3 separate regions of the Homo sapiens genome follow, and regions 1 and 2 are each linked to region 3. Evidence: chromatin loops called from intact Hi-C (ENCODE). Cell type or tissue: endothelial cell of umbilical vein. All regions are shown on one strand. Links, peaks and the distances in the headings refer to the core of each region. The heading gives the core; the rest is flanking DNA.

The links. A loop is a pair of places that touch in the nucleus more often than their neighbours do. Peaks named below come from ENCODE experiments on the same cell type or tissue, not always from the same donor. Only the 100,000 strongest peaks of a DNase experiment are listed, where the experiment ranks them.
Region 1: it touches region 3 in a loop (6-fold over the local background); 18 of 110 quality-filtered maps call a loop at or near these places.
Region 2: a loop joins it to region 3, with 7 times the contacts of the local background. A loop is called at or near these places in 5 of 110 quality-filtered maps.

Annotation. Positions count from the first base shown.
Region 1 is chr11:86,814,035-86,819,662 of GRCh38, reverse strand. It overlaps a transcript of PRSS23 not described here. Among named protein-coding and RNA genes, the nearest start is that of PRSS23, 16 kb to the right of the region's middle. RefSeq lists a silencer at 842-1,136. In endothelial cell of umbilical vein, for the core only: a CTCF peak has its summit at 992 (motif pointing right); DNase peaks (open chromatin) are centred at 1,022, 3,062 and 4,722; H3K27ac peaks cover 4,213 bases.
Region 2 is chr11:86,521,094-86,526,721 of GRCh38, reverse strand. All of the region lies in intron 4 of ME3 (malic enzyme 3), which reads left to right. Among named protein-coding and RNA genes, the nearest start is that of ME3, 150 kb to the left of the region's middle. RefSeq lists an enhancer at 2,040-3,239. In endothelial cell of umbilical vein, for the core only: no CTCF peak of the experiment used is centred there; DNase peaks (open chromatin) are centred at 1,871 and 2,441; H3K27ac peaks cover 3,431 bases.
Region 3 is chr11:86,735,392-86,741,019 of GRCh38, reverse strand. No RefSeq gene overlaps it. Among named protein-coding and RNA genes, the nearest start is that of PRSS23, 62 kb to the left of the region's middle. RefSeq lists enhancers at 99-393, 1-577. In endothelial cell of umbilical vein, for the core only: no CTCF peak of the experiment used is centred there; DNase peaks (open chromatin) are centred at 3,089 and 5,289; H3K27ac peaks cover 4,510 bases.

The DNA.
Region 1 (5,628 bases), core at 454-5,453, 78 kb before region 3:
TCTATACACAGTGTATGCCTTTCCAAACCTGCCAGTCTTTTTGGCTTTGAACAGTGCCCACCAGCCACAGTCATTACTGTTCCCCAACCCCCACTATCTCTTAAGAAGCCTTATGTTCACAGTGAAAGGAATGCTGACTTTGAAATTATGGGTTTATATTCATGTCACTATAAACCAATGGGAATGGTAATTTTTAAACAAACTTGCTAAATATTGAGAGACTAAACTAAGTTAATAAATTATATATAGCAGTGTAGGTGTTCTCTCTCTAAAAAAAAATGGAGCCAATAATTGGCTTTTTTCTTATTGAAAAAAGTTTTGAATTAATAATGCATCTTGCACTGCGTTTCTTGGTTCTGGTCTAATTGGTGCAGATGGCCTGGACCCAGAGTTCTGCAGAGTGTCAGGTCTGTGATGCTGTCTGGGTCTCTCGCTGGCTTTCTACAGAAACTCAAAGGTTTTTCTCGCTATTTGGATGATGCTTAAGTGTCTAGGCCAGCGAGTCATAGCCTTAGCTACCCAAAAGGAGCCAAGAAGTCTGGGTCTGACTGAGGCCTATGGAGTGCTGACTTGTTATATGGGTGAGAGCATGGGACTCCCGCCCAGCAGCATTCAGCATTCCTAATTGGCATTTTCAAGACACAGCATTGCCTGTAAGTCATCCTGTGCCACCAGATTACCTGGCACCACTCCAGTAGGATGTTAACAGAGGGAAGAAAGTAAGGAGTTGGCAAAGTTAAAAACAGCACAAAGAAAAAAAGAGAACAAACTTGAAAGAAGGATTTCACCACCATCATTAATGGCATGTATTGATTAACACTAAGCGTTTGTGCCACTTTGCACGTTGCTCACCCTCATTCAAAGACACTGTCTTTGGAAGCCCCTCTCTGCAAATGGGAGAAGGTGTGGAAAAGATCAAACTAAAAACAAATTCAAAGAAACCACGAGTTGCCGATGAGCATCTGGGAAATAGTCATAAGTTAAATAAACCACTAGGGGGCAATCCAAGAATGAGCAAAAGTCAGTCCAGTTGGCAAAGAAGATGCCTCGGGGAAAGATTTTTTTTAAGTACATTTTCCAACACATGAAGAAATCTGAGATCGTTTAGTCTGAATCTACAGAACAAGGTGATATTTCAAAATTTTGATTTATTTTTTCAAGTTACGTGTTGATTTAGAAAGGAAAGGTCTTTCTAAATGGTCGGAAACACTTACTAAATACAAATTGATCAGAATCATGTTATAAGGAAAAACAATGGTTGAAACAATAGTGTGTCTTAAAAATTTAGATTCCCACCCCAGGCACTCGAGAAACTTCTGAATGTTGGCCATTCAAAATAGATTTCAATTAATGATACATATGATGTGGCACAGCATAAAGGAAATCTGAAAATATTTGGTTAGCATGTATAAATGAATCAAATCACACATGATTTGTTTTATACTTGTACTGATGATACAAAGTTTTTAGGTATGTAATACAGCTTTGCAGATATGTGCACATATTTTTTTCTGGTGTATCTTCTCTGCAGGTAATTTGGTATGTGCTAATCAGTTGCTAACAAGGATCAAATCAACGATTAAGCCTCTTCATCAAGGATCAAACAACTCTTGTTCTGAATTTGCCTTCCCTGAGGCTCCTGACTCCCAATCTGGAGGCATGGTTAGTTGCTCCACTCACGGTAGTCTTATGGCACCTTGCTATTAGTAGAATAAGAGCATGAACTCCCAAGGCAGACTGCTAAGATATGAATCCCATTTCTAGCTGTGTGTTTTTGGCAAGTTACCTTGCTTCAATTAGCCCCTCTCTGACATGGATACAAAATCAATGCCTACTTCATAGGTTTGTAGTGGGAAGTGAATTAATTAATATATGTAAATCATTCATAAAAGTGTCTGGCACATTACAGGTACTCAATACATGCTTGTTGGTTTCATAAATGAATGATCTGATACTTGCCTGAACACAACGTAAATTCATTACAAGAACAAATTCATGAAGAAACTGCAGGATTCTTGGATGGATTTTCACTGGCTATAAAAAGTCAACTGGCCAGTGGCAAACAGGAGAGCTGAATAGTGATACTCTTGAAAAGAAACTCTAATTGGTGTTCAGGTCCACCAGACAAGGCTCTTTGTCTTACTTCTAGAATACGGTGACAATCCATGAGCCAGAAATAGAGGTATTTCAATAAAAGTATAGAGTTTTGTCTCAAAAATGCCAGCCAGCCATTTAGAAAAGTTCTATCTGCAGTCACAGAATTGCTCACTTTGTTTTTTGTCTTTTCAACCATAGCTATCTAAAGAGTTTAAAAATAGCCACATCATTAACTTAATTCTCTGGACAGATTGACACATTTCAAAAGAAAGAGTTTTTAAAACAGTATCTAAAAGGAACACCATATAAAAAGTTATAGGAAGTTCCAGAGTCAGGAAAAACATGATCCAAAATATACTATACATGAAATAGAAAGCATGAGGGAAACAGAAGCCCACAGTTAGAAGGCAATAAAAAAAATCACAAAAAAAGGCTTTCTTGCCCCTCAAAAACCATATTTTCAAGCAAAAATAGGCCATTTGAAAAAATATAGAATGGAAATAAATCTGATCGCAACTATAAATGTCCAGAGTTTTAGACTCAAGCATGATCATGTTTTATTCTTTCACAAAAGTGGGTCTTATAAATAATTAGATTTTCAAGTTAAACTTTTTCTGCAGATGAATCTTCATAGGATTTTACAATTTTCAAGACCTCAGACAAAGTGAAGAGAATTTGGGACACTAAACAGCTTGAAGAACAAAACAAAGCATAAAGAGGCTGATCGGTAAAGATATAATGAAGGAATTGAATGAATTCTTCCTGATATTATGTTATACTCAACCAACACATCTTTTCTGTGAAAGTAGAAAGACAAAGTGGTGGCATTTCTATTCCAACGCTGTGTTCAGCTGGTCTGGAAATCATCCTGGAGTAGTAAAACCTGTCACTTTAAAAAAACAGTGTCCTTATGTCCCAGAATGCCTTATCCACAGAGGATATTAGTCATGCTGGGGGCTATGTTAGTTTACCAAACATGGCATTTTCCATCAGGGAACTGGGGGTGGAGCAAGTTTTAATAAATCCAAGAAAGGAAATGTAATAATCAGGCAGGACGGTAACTCAAAGACTTATTAAAATGTAGGGGAAGCACTCAACTCATTCAATTTACAAAGTGGCAATTCCATTGTACTGAGGCCAAGATATTTTGTGGAGAGGGTAGTTACTGAGCCTCATCACTCTGGGAGGTAGAGCAAGAGTCATGACTACAGTGACCTCAAAAGGAGAAGACGCATGAACACCCTGAGCACAGGGATGTATCTCAGTCATCTCTGCAGCCCCAGCGTGAACACAGTGACTGGCACCGAGGTGGGCTTGAGGACATTTGCTGAATGAATAACTGAATGATTGACTAATTGAAGAGATGGAGGAAGGGCAACCTAGCTGGAGGGTAGGAGAGCTTGAGCAATGACAGAAGGTTGAAAACACGGATGTGTTTGGTACAACTTGGCTAGACGACAGGTTATGTGACTCTGGGAAGCAATGGGGGATAAATCTGATCACTATATTGGATTGGTCATGGATTCATGGCTAAGAAAACTAAACTTCTCTAGTAACCAGCATCTAGTCAATAGGAAACATAGGGGAGGGGCCTGATCAGGTCTTTGCTTCAGAACATGTCTTGGGCAGGTGTGGGCGAGCTGGGAGGCTCAGAATCCAGTTTGGAATCTGCTGTCATAGTTAAAGGAGAAACAACAAGGTGAAATCAGGGCAGTGGCAGGGGAGCTGGAGAGGAGGTGATGGATAGCACAGAACTCTAGCTTGTTGCCTGTGAGATGTGGGAGAGGATCTATGTCATGACAGGCTAAGTCATGACAGACAGACAGACACTCACTTTCTCACAAATATTTCCTGTGCTAGACCATGGGATAGATAAGGGAAGACACAGAAGAACAGAACTCAGCCCCTGCTCTTGCAAGGCTCATAGTCTTGTAGAAGAGGCAGACACATAAATAACAACAGCAATGTAACACATGCTAGAATAGAACAGAATACATACAAAACACCACAAGAGTTTTATTCTGGGATGTGTTTGGACCCAAGAAATATCCAAGCTCACATAACCCTAAGTCATCATGTTCTGGGTTATATAAACCATCTGGGATCATTCGTTCAATCAGCCATTTGAATAACATTATTTATTGAGAACCTACATGCCAGGCACTGTTCTAATTGTGGGGACACAACAGATAAAAACCTCTGTCCTCATGAAATTACATTCTAGTGGCAGAGGACAAATACATAAATATAACAGTGTTAGTGATAAGTGCAGAGCAGGACAATAAAACAGGGAAGGGCAATAAGAACTCCCCGAGGAAGGGGCTGAGGGGCATTGAATTTCAGAGAAGATGGCCAGGGAAGGCCATCCTGAGAAGACATCTCATTGGATGGCAAGAACTGGCTGCTGTTCCCACGGCTGCTGCTTGGATTCTAGCCCCTTGTTCTGTTTATTTCATTTCCTGAGACTCTCCTCATTCTCTCCAAGGCAAACACTTCAGTCTTTCTTCACTGGATTGGAACTTGACGCTTCTCAAAGCTGTTCTTGCTCTTTATGGAAGACAGGGCCTTAGTCCTTTTAATAGCCCGAAGACAAGGGGCAGTGATAAATCAAGACTAAGAGAGCACAGTATTTTTACACACTTGATACACACATAGACAAATACCACAGTGAAGAGTCACCCTGCACTTTCTGCCTCTCAGAAAACATTGGTCCAGGCAGGAGGGGATGGCAGAGGGCCTCCCTGAGCCCATGTCTGCACCACCCCATTGATGCCTGGGTTCTTGCTCTTCTTGTGGGCAGAGCTGTCCCAAGTGTCCCTGGAGGATTCAGTTAATCAATCCCTCATTCACAGGCATGATAAGCATACCTGGTGCACAGTGCCCCATGCTTGCATGGTGGGTGCACAGAGACACACAAGGCAAGGTTCTGCTTGTCATGAAAACAGCTGAGGCTTGGAGGACTAGACAGACTCCTCTCTGGTCTCCTGCCTTCCACCCCGTCTTTCCCACCATAGCCAGAGGGACATTTCTAAACATAACCTGAAGCACAATCTGATCTTGTCCCACCCTTTGTCTCTCACTTCCTCAACCTGGCTTCCAACTTTTTTCTCTTGCTTTCTTTGAGGCCACATTTTCCTTGTTGTCCTTAACCTTATTGGTGGCTTCTTACCAGCTTCCTTACTGCCTCCTCCTCCTCCTCCTCTTCCTCCTTCTCTTCTACTGAACCCAACATCTAAATGTTGGTGGACTGGGACTCTGTCCTCAGCCCTCTTCTCTTCTCAAGCCTCATTCTCTCCCCAGATGATATTATTTCTCTGTGGTTTAAATATCATCTACAAGTGCATTTGAGATATTTCTACTGAGCTTCACAATCAGAGATCCTATAGTTCATTTGACATTGGCATTTGGGTGTCCGCTAGACAGTTGAAACCTAACATGACTGACACAGGAATTCTCGGTTTTCATTTCCACAGCAGAATCTAATTCTCTTCCTTTAGTCTTTCCCATCTCAGCAAATGGCACCTGGAATCT
Region 2 (5,628 bases), core at 454-5,453, 210 kb after region 3:
ACAGCAGATATTGGTGAACAGCAAATGTTGCTGCCTGATCGTTCCTCTGGAAGTTTTGTCTCACAGGGGTACCCAGCCATGTGAGGTGTCAGTCTGCCCCTACTGGATGTTGCCTCCCAGTTAGGCTATTTGGGGGTCAGGGACCCACTTGAGGAGGCAGTCTGGCCATTCTCAGATGTAAGCTGTGTGCTGGGAGAACCACTACTATCTTCAACGCTGTCAGACAGAGACATTTAAGTCTGCAGAGGTTTCTGCTGCCTTTTGTTTGGCATTGCCCTGCCCCGAGAGGTGGAGTCTACAGAGGCAGGCAGGCCTCCTTGGGCTGCAGTGGGCTCCACCCAGTTCGAGCTTCCCGGCTGCTTTGTTTACCTACTCAAGCCTCAGCAAGAGTGGGCATTCCTCCCCCAGCCTCGCTGCCACCTTGCAGTTTGATCTCAGACTGCTGTACTAGCAATGAGCAAGGCTCCATGGGCATAGGACCCTCCGAGCCATGCACGGGATATAATCTCCTGGTGTGCCATTTGCTAAGACTGTTGGAACAGCGCAGTATTAGGGTGGGAGTGACCCGATTTTCCAGGTGCCGTCTGTCACCCCTTTCTTTGACTAGGAAAGGGAACTCCCTGACCCCTTGTGCTTCCTGGGTGAGGCAATGCCTCGCCCTGCTTCGGCTCATGCTCGGTGCGCTGCACCCACTGTCCTGCATCCACTTTCTGACACTCCCCAGTGAGATGAACTCGGTACCTCAGTTGGAAATGCAGAAATCATACGTCTTCTCTGTTGCTCACGCTGGGAGCTGTAGACTGGAGCAGTTCCTATTAGGCCCTCTTGGCTCCACCCTCTCCTTTTTTTTTTTTTTTTTGAGACAGAGTTTTGCCCTTGTTGCCCAGGCTGGAGTGCAATGGCACGATCTCACCTCACTGCAACCTCTGCCTCCTGGGTTCAAGCAATTCTCTTACCTCGGTCTCCCTCGGTAACTGAGATTATATGCACCTGCCACCACACACGGCTAATTTTTGTATTTTAGTAGAGATGGGGTTCACCATGTTGGTCAGGCTGGTCTTGAACTCCTGACCTCAGGTGATCCACCCACCTTGGCCTCCCAGAGTGCTGGGACTACAGGCGTGAGCCACTGCACCCGGCCTCTGTGTGTTCTTAAAGGTGAACTGAATCTTTTGTAGGCAAAATATAGTGGGTCTTTTTTTTTTTTTTTAAACCATTCAGCCACGTTAGCCTTTTGATAGGAGAATTAATTCATTTACATTCAAAGTAATTATTGATAAGTAAGGACTCACTACTGCCATTTTTTTAATGGTTTCCTGGTTATTTTGTGGATCCTCTGTTCCTTTCTTCCTCTCTTGCTGTTGTGGTTTGACTGTTTTCTGTCAACATCAAAAGTTTCTGTTAGAAACTTTTCTTCAAAGAATTAGGTATTTGAATAGAAATGTATCAGGCATTGTGCTCACTACTTTTCATATATTATCTTTAATTGTCACTGCTCTATTGGAAACATTTCATTGCCCCTATTTTACAGATGAGAAAACTGAGGCTCAACTGTAGTCATTTGTCAAGGTCACTACTAACCAGATGACCTAGAATTTGGGTCTAAGTCTGTCTGACTGTCTGCTCTGAAGCTTCCCAATAATATCAATGTTTTGCAAGTTGGAGTGGGTCTCACTGGAACTTATCCCTGACCAGAGACACACACATCTTTTCTCAATCATTTCAAAGCAAATACTTTTTTGGCCTTTAACTTTCCTGATCTTGAATGTTCTGAGATTCCTTCCTTTCGAGGGATTTGTAGTTTGGAGGCGGAACTTAGTCAAAACAACACATTAGATCAAATGTGTGCTTCTCCCCTTCCCCCTGCTTAATTGCATCTGATGAGTAATCCTTTCAGACATATAATTCCAGGCACTTAGCTGTCTCTTACATTTGCTTCCAGGGATCATGGTCCCTGAAGTTTAAGCATATGTTTTCCCAGTGAACTTCTGTGCACTTTGAAAACTGCATTCTGTTCTCTCTTATTAAATTCCAGCTTTCATAACTAATATGCAATGATAGCTCCAGAAATGTTTATCTGGTAAATTAAAGTGGGTGGGGTCTTCCACTTACAAATTACTTCAGGATAGGACTCAGATGCCTGCCCATAGAACTGCCTCATAAATGCTAGCATAAAATGGATTCGAGCTTTTACAATTTCAGCTTTTTCTTGGTTTAGGGGACTATTATCTTGGTGTATCTTCACAGGGTTCTGAGCTCCTAGCCTATTTCTTAAACTGAGGCTGCAGATTTATGATTCAGTGGAAAAAAATGTGTGACTACTTCTCAAACCTGCTTTGGAAAAACAAGCAGATAGGATGTTTTTCTCTCCTTATCTTGTAGTTACATGTAAATAAATGACTCATTGGCTGCGCCTCTGAGTCAGGGGGACAGTAATTTCAGAATCGCAGGTTTGATGATTATTTGCTTTGGATATCAAATGTTTGTATTAGAACAGAGACACATTCCAAACAACTTACTGCCCAGAGACCCAGATTCACTAGAGGCCTTCTAGACGTCAGGAAGGTGTTTGTTTTATAAAGTGGAGGCATGTGTGGGTCTGTGCCATGTTCACAGCCATAAAAGAAAGTGAAGAGTGTTAAGTGTGACTTTTCAGGGAAAGGGGCCTAAAGCCTCTGATTATTATTTCTGAAGGAGTAAATATTTTAGTAGAAAAAGAAACTTCTTTGTACCAACTCTCTCTGAGTTTCTTGGCACATTTTAATATTCTAAGTAACAGCTGAAACTACATTAACTTTCTCTGTTCTAATTGGAAACATCTGTGACTTGTGGAATTAGAATTTTTAGATTCTGAAGTGATATTCTATTTGGACAGAGGTGTCAATTTCAGCTGAAATTTCCTTCTATTCCGCCTTTTTTCCCCCTCCTGATTATAAAATGTTCAGTCAGCTAATGATGTGATGGAGGTTCAAGGCCTTCTTCATCAGCTTTTCCATGTACTCACGATTTTTAGTGAAAATTGCATGTATACTTCTTCAGCTATTTGCACACCTTATCAGCATTCTTCTTATTCAAGAAGAACAGATGGAGAAACTCTTTCAACTCTTGGAACTCAACTGGAACAATTATTTTCTGCCAAAAATAAAATCTCATAATCAAAAAAGAGGATAGAGCAATATCTGAGATTTGCAAATTCCAGGAAGAAAAAAAAGAGTACAAACAATTAGAAACCTATTTCAGTTTTTCTCTGTGTTAATAGAAGCCTGTCTTCTATAGGGCTTAGTGTTTTACAATCATCACCTGAAACTCCAACAAGAAAGGCAAGAAGGCACAATGGTTTCTTACCTGCTTTCCCTTACTACTTTGCCAACTTACCTCAGTGATATTACCTCATTTTATTGAGCTTCGTTAATCTCAGGTGTAAATGAGGACAACAACATATACCTCCCAGACTTGTGGCAGTAAGTAAATGGCATAGCATTTATAAAATGTTCCCAATGGGAGCTAAATAAATGTTGGCTTCTTTTTTTCTTCTTTCTTACTTTTTACATATGGCAACTAAGGCAATAATGACATGACTTGCCTCAGTCCAAAGATCAGGTCTTCAAGGAGCCAACAGTAGGACTGAGGTTTGCTGGTTTAACACCTTTAAGTCTCCCTCCATAGAGTTTGGCAAAGAGTGAATTGAAGACTACCAAAAAGTCATGAAGGGCAAAAGACTGTGGGTGATATATAATCAACCTCCCAGACCCCCTTCCCCCCGGATACCAAAATCCATGGATGCTCAAATCCCTGATATAAAATGGTATAGTATTTGCATATAACATACATATCCTACAATATACTTTAAATCATCTCTAGATTACTTACTATATCTAATACAATGTAAATTCTACGTAAATAGTTGTTACAAGACTTGGAACCAACCCAAATGCCCATCAGTGATAGACTGGATAAAGAAAATGTGGCACATATACACCATGGAATACTATGCAGCCATAAAAAAGAATGAGATTGTGTCCTTTGCAGGGATATGGATGAAGCTGGAAGCCATCATTCTCAGCAAACTAACACAGAAACAGAAAACCAAACTCCACATGTTCTCGCTCACATGTGGGAGTTGAACAGTGAAAACACACAGACACAGGGAGGGGAATAACATACACTGGGGCCTGTCGGCGGGTCAAGGAGGGGGCGGGGTAAGGGAAGGGATAGCATTAGGACAAATACCTAATGCATGTGGGGCTTAAAACCTAGATGACAGGTTGACAGGTGCAGCAAACCACCATGGCACATGTATACCTATGTAACAATACATTCTGCACATATATCCTAGAACCTAATGTAAAAAAAAAAAAAAGAAAAAAATAGTCATTACACTACATTTTTAATTTGTGTTATTTTTTACCATTTTTTTAATTGGCCTTTTTTTCTTAATCTGGTTTTTTGTTTGTTTGTTTGTTTGTTTGTTTGAGACAGAGTCTTGTTCTGTCACCCAGGCTGGAGTGCAATGACGCAGTCTTGGCTCACTGCAACCTCTGCCTCCCGAGTTCAAGCAATTCTCCTACCTCAGCCTCCTGAGTAGCTGGGACTACAGGTGCGTGCCACCACACCCAGCTAATTTTTGTATTTTTAGTAGAGATGGGGTTTTGCCATGTTGGCCAGGCTTGTCTCAAACTCCTGACCTTAGGTGATCTACCAACTTCGGCCTCCCAAAGTACTGGGATTACAGGTATGAGTCACCATGCCCGGCCTTTTTTCCTAGTATTTTCAATCCACAGTAGGTTGAATCCAAGATGTAGAACCTGTGGATATGGATGGCCAACTGTAAGCCACTTCACAGAGGCTTTGTGTTATTACCAGGATTTTAATTAATGACTACACAGGGAAAGGACTCAAAATAATGCTAAGAGAATGAGCTTGACTTTCTATAGTAGACACCTAGAAAATGTAGTTTTGAAATTAGTAGACTGGATCTACAGATCAGTGAGTTTTTGAGAGTGAAAAGAAAAATAAATAATTGTGTTAATAATTGTGTCAAGACACAGGGAAACTAAAGTATGTGGTTGCCCTGTCCATGAACCATAGCATGAAATTCTGTGTCTCTTGGAGAGGCAGTGACATTCATACCTTTGACAAACATTTCTTAAATTCCACCTGAAAATTTAAAGAGAGGCTCCTTTACGACTGACTTTGTACATGTATTATTTTATTTAATGCTCACACCAGCTTAGTGAGATAGATTTAATGATTACAGCTCCATTTTTTTATTATTATTATTATTATTATTTTTGTTTTGTTTTGTTTTGTTTTGTTTGTTTGTTTTTGAGATGGAGTCTCGCTCTGTCGCCCAGGCTGGAGTGCAGTGGCGCAGTCTCGGCTCACTGCAAGCTCCGCCTCCTGGGTTCACGCCATTCTCCTGCCTCAGCCTCTGAAGTAGCTGGGACTACAGGCGCCCGCCATCACGCCCGGCTAATTGTTTTGTAGTTTTTAGTGGAGACAGTGTTTCACCGTGTTAGCCAGGATGGTCTCAATCTCCTGACCTCGTGCGTGATCCGCCCGCCTCGGCCTCCCAAAGTGCTGGGATTACAGGCGTGAGCCACTACACCCGGCCACAGCTACATTTTA
Region 3 (5,628 bases), core at 307-5,306:
CCCTGGAGTTTTGGGAATCTGAGTGGCCAAGGGCAGGCAAACGAGAGGCCTATTCCAGGGCCTCCATTCCCAACCATTCCAGTTGCCTTGAAAAAGGAGGAATTCAAATAACCTGGAAAAGGCACTTACAGAGCAAAAGCACAGCCAGTTGCTATCTTACAGCTAATTTTAAAAATGTCCTTTTCTCTTGAAATTTCATCACCATGACTCATCGCACTGCAGGACAAAATTCTGAAGCTCTGAGTCAGACTGGGCACTGGGAGCTGAAGCTCAATGGGAGTTTTACCTAAATAAAGCCTGCAAGCCCAGCCTGCTGTGATACATGCTTAGAAATCTGCTGTTTCAGCAATGCACATGCCCTTGCACCTCTGCTGTTCATACAGTTGCCCACACCTTCCTTCTTCTCTTAGACATGAAGCCCCCCTCCCTTTTTTTCTGAACCTTCAGTTAGTGTGCTGTTATCTTCTGTGATAATTTAGTTCCTTTTCCATATCCAGTCTGCACTGCTATAGGTGCTTTGCTGATACTTGCTGCCTGAACAGGTGTGATGATAAAGCACACGTTTCAGAAAGAATCTAGGATCCTCTTCTCTAAATGCCAATCGAACTGATTGGTATTTAAATTTGGATCTTAGAATGTCAGAGTGGGAAGGAGCCTCATTCTCATGTTATCCACCCTCCCTGTCACTGTAGGTAAGAAATCCAAGACTCAGAGATATCGGCCAACTTGCCTGAGGTTAACACAGCCAGTCAGGATGAGAATCTAGACAAGAAGCCAGGGTCTGCTCATGTCTACATCTCTTTATTAGACTGTCTCTGTTTTTCTTTATTATATGTCCAGATTAATTCCTAAAAACCCACATCTGGGTATTGGAGGAGGGGGGTCATTTTTTGGGGACCTCTAGGAATGAGAATGGAAGGCAATGTTCAGGGCTGAACACCTGCTCCTTGGTATCCCTTGAGCTGCAGTCTGGTGACCTGAGAAGGTGGTTGTTGCACCCATGAAGGCAAGAGACCTGGAGATAGGCCATAGGAGGAAAGGTGGGACTGGTAGGGAGTGGCCTGGAGGCTGAAGACATATTCTCTATTCAGGGATGGTGGCAGTGGCAGGTTAATCAAAGCAACAGAGATGAGGAACTAGACCTATGGAAACTCTGGCTTGTCAACTGTCCTGGGACACATGGTGGGTATGGCTGTTATTGTAAATGAAGATGGGGGCCTGCAGTCAGATGGTAAGGTGGCTCTTGCATCAGGCTGTTGAAATCAGAATTTTGGGGGTTGCTACAGAGGCCCATTCACATGAGCTTAGGTGGAAAGAATCATTGTAAGAATATGGAGACCTCACAGGAAGCCAAGGATAGGTGCCATAGTGCAGCCAGGACCCCTTGGGCCTAAAATCAAGACTCTGTCAGGAGCCAAGGTGGCTAGCTCTAGGCTCCATTCTCTTTGGCTCTGTGTCTCTGTCTCCGATCCCTCTCACCCTCTGTCTCTTGGTGCCTTGTCTTCCCTTTTCTCCTGCCTGCAGTGCTCCTCACTGTAGTTTGCCCATGGCTCAGAATGGCTGCCCCTGTATTGAGTCCATCTCATTAACCTTTGGCTTCATAGCTAACTGGCTATGATTTTTCCAGACTCTAAAATCGTAAGAGAGGAACAAAATTGGCCCCGATCTCATATTTGGTTCTGGTCACAGACATCCCAGTTCTCCCCATGGATTAGCTGTTTATGTCAGATGTCCAATCAACTGTGGCTGTAGGGTTAGGGTCTCCAGGGCACAGCGTGTCAGTAGGGAATGGAGGAAGTTTAGACCATGGAGACACAGATTCCAGCTCTGCCATTTATAGGATCTGTGACTTTGGTCAATGCTCCTTACTTCTCTGAGCCTTAAGTTCCTACTCATCTGTAAAATAATACCAACTTCACAAGGTTGTAATTGCCTGTTGGGTTCTTCCTGCCCTCTGCACAGTCAAAATCTGTTCACTGAGGTTGGGGCATTGCAGTAGAGAAAGAGTTTAATCGACACAAGGCCAGCCCATACAGGAGAACTGGAATTCTCACTCAATTCAGTCTCCTTGAAGGCTCAGAGCTTAGGGGTTTTATGCACAAGTTGGTGGGTAGGGGGCTGGGAAATGGGTGCTGCTTATTGGTTGGGGTTGAAAGAGTAGAGGTGTGGAAAATGGTCCTCATGCAGTGAGTTTGCCTCTGGGTAGAGCCACAGGATTAGCTGAGTCATGAGTCAGAGTCCAGGAGGGGTCAGTCTGAAAGATATCTCAAAAAATCAATTTTAGGTTCTACAATAGTGACACTATCTATAGAAGCAATTAGGGAAGCCACAAATTTTATAACCTCTGGCCACATGACTCCTGAGCGGTAAGGGATTATAGAAACTATGCCAACACTTTAGCAGAATTCGGGCCCTTCCCAGAATCCTATTCTAGTTTACAAAGATAGTTTTCGAAAATAAAATAAAATAAAATAAAAACCCCACAAAGGGAGTTTTCAGTCCCCGAGCAAGGAAAGAGTTCATTTTAGGGAGGGACTATTATCATCCTTGCTTTTCAGTTAACCATAAACTAAATTCTACCCAAGGTTATCTTGGCCTATGCCCAGGAATGACCAAGGACAAGTTGGAGGTCAGAAGCAAGATGGAGACAACTATTTTAGATTTCTCTTACTGTTGTAAGTTTGCAAAGGTGGTTTCAAGGTTGTTGAGAAGACCAAATAAATATGTATAGAATCAACCCATGCCTTGTATACGGCAAATACTCAATAAATGTTTGCTGTCATGGACTAGTATTGATTTAACAGAACCAGAGTCTTGGGCATTCACAGCATATCTTGGCCTACTGCTTTTTGAACCTCTCTCTCTTTTGTCTTATTCCATTTGGAATCTTTTTTCTTCTCCCTCTTTATGTTTCTTAATTTTTCCTTTGTTGTCAGTGCTGCAACACAATGCATGAGGATTTCACAATAGGATGCATTGGAGCCAATGTTTTCCACTTGGATATGACTTACACACTCTGCCCTGCTGTTGTCAATAACAATAAAGGGGTGGAGGGTGTGGTTTACTGTACTGAATAATGCTGTGATCTGTGTTTTTGAAAACTGCTCCAACAAAGGAAGGAAGTTGTCTATGGTGACACTGCTGGCTTTTATAACATAAATATGAAGCTCTGTGTTATTGTTTGGCAAAAATCCCAAAATTTCCTTCAAGAATCTCAGGCCAAGTTGAGAGCCATCTATAAAATGCAGAGCTATATTCAATAAAAAGCAAAAATTACTCCAGATGCCAAAAATCCTTATAAACAAATACTTTGCCAAACATACACAGTCTTTTCTCTCTCCTGATCAGTCTCCCATCTGTATACAGTGCAAGGTCACTGTCTGGAAAGCTCAGTGTGTGAGATGCCCATGAGAATGTCAGGGAGTTGGGACTGGTCTTGGGGGAGACAGACTACTGGGAACTTAGGAAATTAGAGAATTAGGTTACAATGGGTAAAAGGGCCAAGAGATGGAGAATAAGTGCTAACAGAGCCATGGTGAAAGTTGGCCTGTTCCAGGTTAGAGCAGGGAGGGGTGATGCAAAAACAGAAGGAGAATCTATGGTAAAAATCTGGGCCATTCCAAAAGTGTCATTAAAAACTATGCCAGGGCCTGGGCTGGCTTCATGTGCATGTAACTTGTTTAAACACACAGGGTTTCACACTCAGAAGAGCCTCATGCTTGACTCAATGTCCTGTTGCTGCTATCTCCAAATTTGTAATAATTTTTGAACAAGAAACTCTACATTTTAATTTTGCACTGGGCCCTAAAAATGATGTTACCAATCCTGACCAGGGAGAATTGAACCAAAGACTCATTTCCAGAAATTAAAGCTGGAAGAAAGAATGAGGGAAGGATGAAAGAGTGACCACTCTTGGTTATCAGAGCAGGGAACAAGTACGGCAAAAAGTCACTTTGGAACCTAACCGAACGAGGCAGAGGTCAGTGACCCATCCTGAATGAGCAAGGACTGCGGCAACAGCTGACACCCCCAGTATGGGCTGTGCCTTGAAGTGTGCCTGGCTCAGGGTGCTACAGAGCACTGGCCTTAGGAAAGCTGCCCTGTGGCAGGTGTCAATCCCTATTCAATCAGCTGTGGCCACATGGACAGGGTCTCATGGGCACAGCCAATCAACAGGGAGGGAGAGAAGCAGAGACAAAGTACAGGCAAAGGAGGGTTCCAGACAGACAGAGCTAGATAGAGATTTCAGCCCTGCCACTTACACGTGTTGTGACTTTGGGCAAGCCTCCGGACTTCTCTAAACCTTGGTTTCTTCATACGTAAAATGAGGGAAACAATACCTATTCACAAGGTTGATGAGAAGATCAGATGAGATGTAGTATATAAAGTTCTTACCGCTTTGCCTGGCACATGTAAATAATCAAGTTACTATGACAAACTAGGGTTGGTTTAACAGAACCAGGTTTAAGGAAAGTATGTTCTAATTCCACTGACTGTGATCATGGGCACACTACTTTACATCTCTGAGCCTCAGTTTTCTCCTAAGTAACAGGGAGATAGAAATCTAATACCTAAGACAGTGCCTTGTACGTAGCAGGTACTCACTAACTGTACATTAAATGAGTGAGTGAAGCTATGCATCCTGCTCCACTGCAATAGGGAATCTGAAAGCTATTTGCAAAGCTGCAAAGAGCTTTACAACCATAATAATTACCTTTTTGTTGAATCCAGAGAGTCAGATTTGTAACTTCTCGGGGGGTAGAAATCAAATATGTTTGTGGTCACCTCACCCTGAAAATAAAATAACTTTCTGCGCACTTGCCTGCTTGGGGATTTGGGTCACTCTTTTGTTACTGGCATCATTGCATAGCTAACTAATCCCAGTGTAAATAAATTGGGCTGGGAGTTTTTGCATTGCTCCCCTGCCCTCCCCCAGGTGTTTTTTTCTAGCATAAAAGGGAAATAATGTGATCATAAGGATACCACACATCAAAAAGTATACTTAATGGCAAGACATTCAATATGCGTGTGCCTAAATCAGATGAATTCAGAGCATATCATTTCTTTTCATTATAGCTCATGAAGCATGAAGTGTATTTAGGGAGAAAAAAAACTCATTCATCAGCCTCAGAGATGCCAAGAAAGGAAATGCCTTATGTATGAATGATAAAAAGCACATATTTTTCTTGCTCTGAGTTTACATATCCCATATGGGATAAAAGGAAATCCAAGTGTCACCACCATACCAAGTGCCTCAGATGAGAAGAGTTTCTCAGTCTTCAAGGGTAAAATAACAGTGTGGACACCAAAAGGCCAAAGGTGAGCTTGACCAAACTGGAGGGACCTTGAGACTCAGTAGATTATTAAGGCATTCCACATGTTCTGCTTTGGATGATGGCAGTGTGACATGGTTAACAATTGCTACTGAGGTACATCTGGCTAAATCTCCATGAAAAATCTGTGCTCTTTCTTCCACTGTATAGAGTTGTGGTTGCTGAGGCAAGGGCTATGTCTCCTAGGCCTCTAGCATTAGGTGTGGTTGTACAGATAAGTTCTCACAATGGAATGTGAGTGGAAACGATGTGTGTATATCTTTGGAGAAATATCAATACAAATTTTTTGCCCATT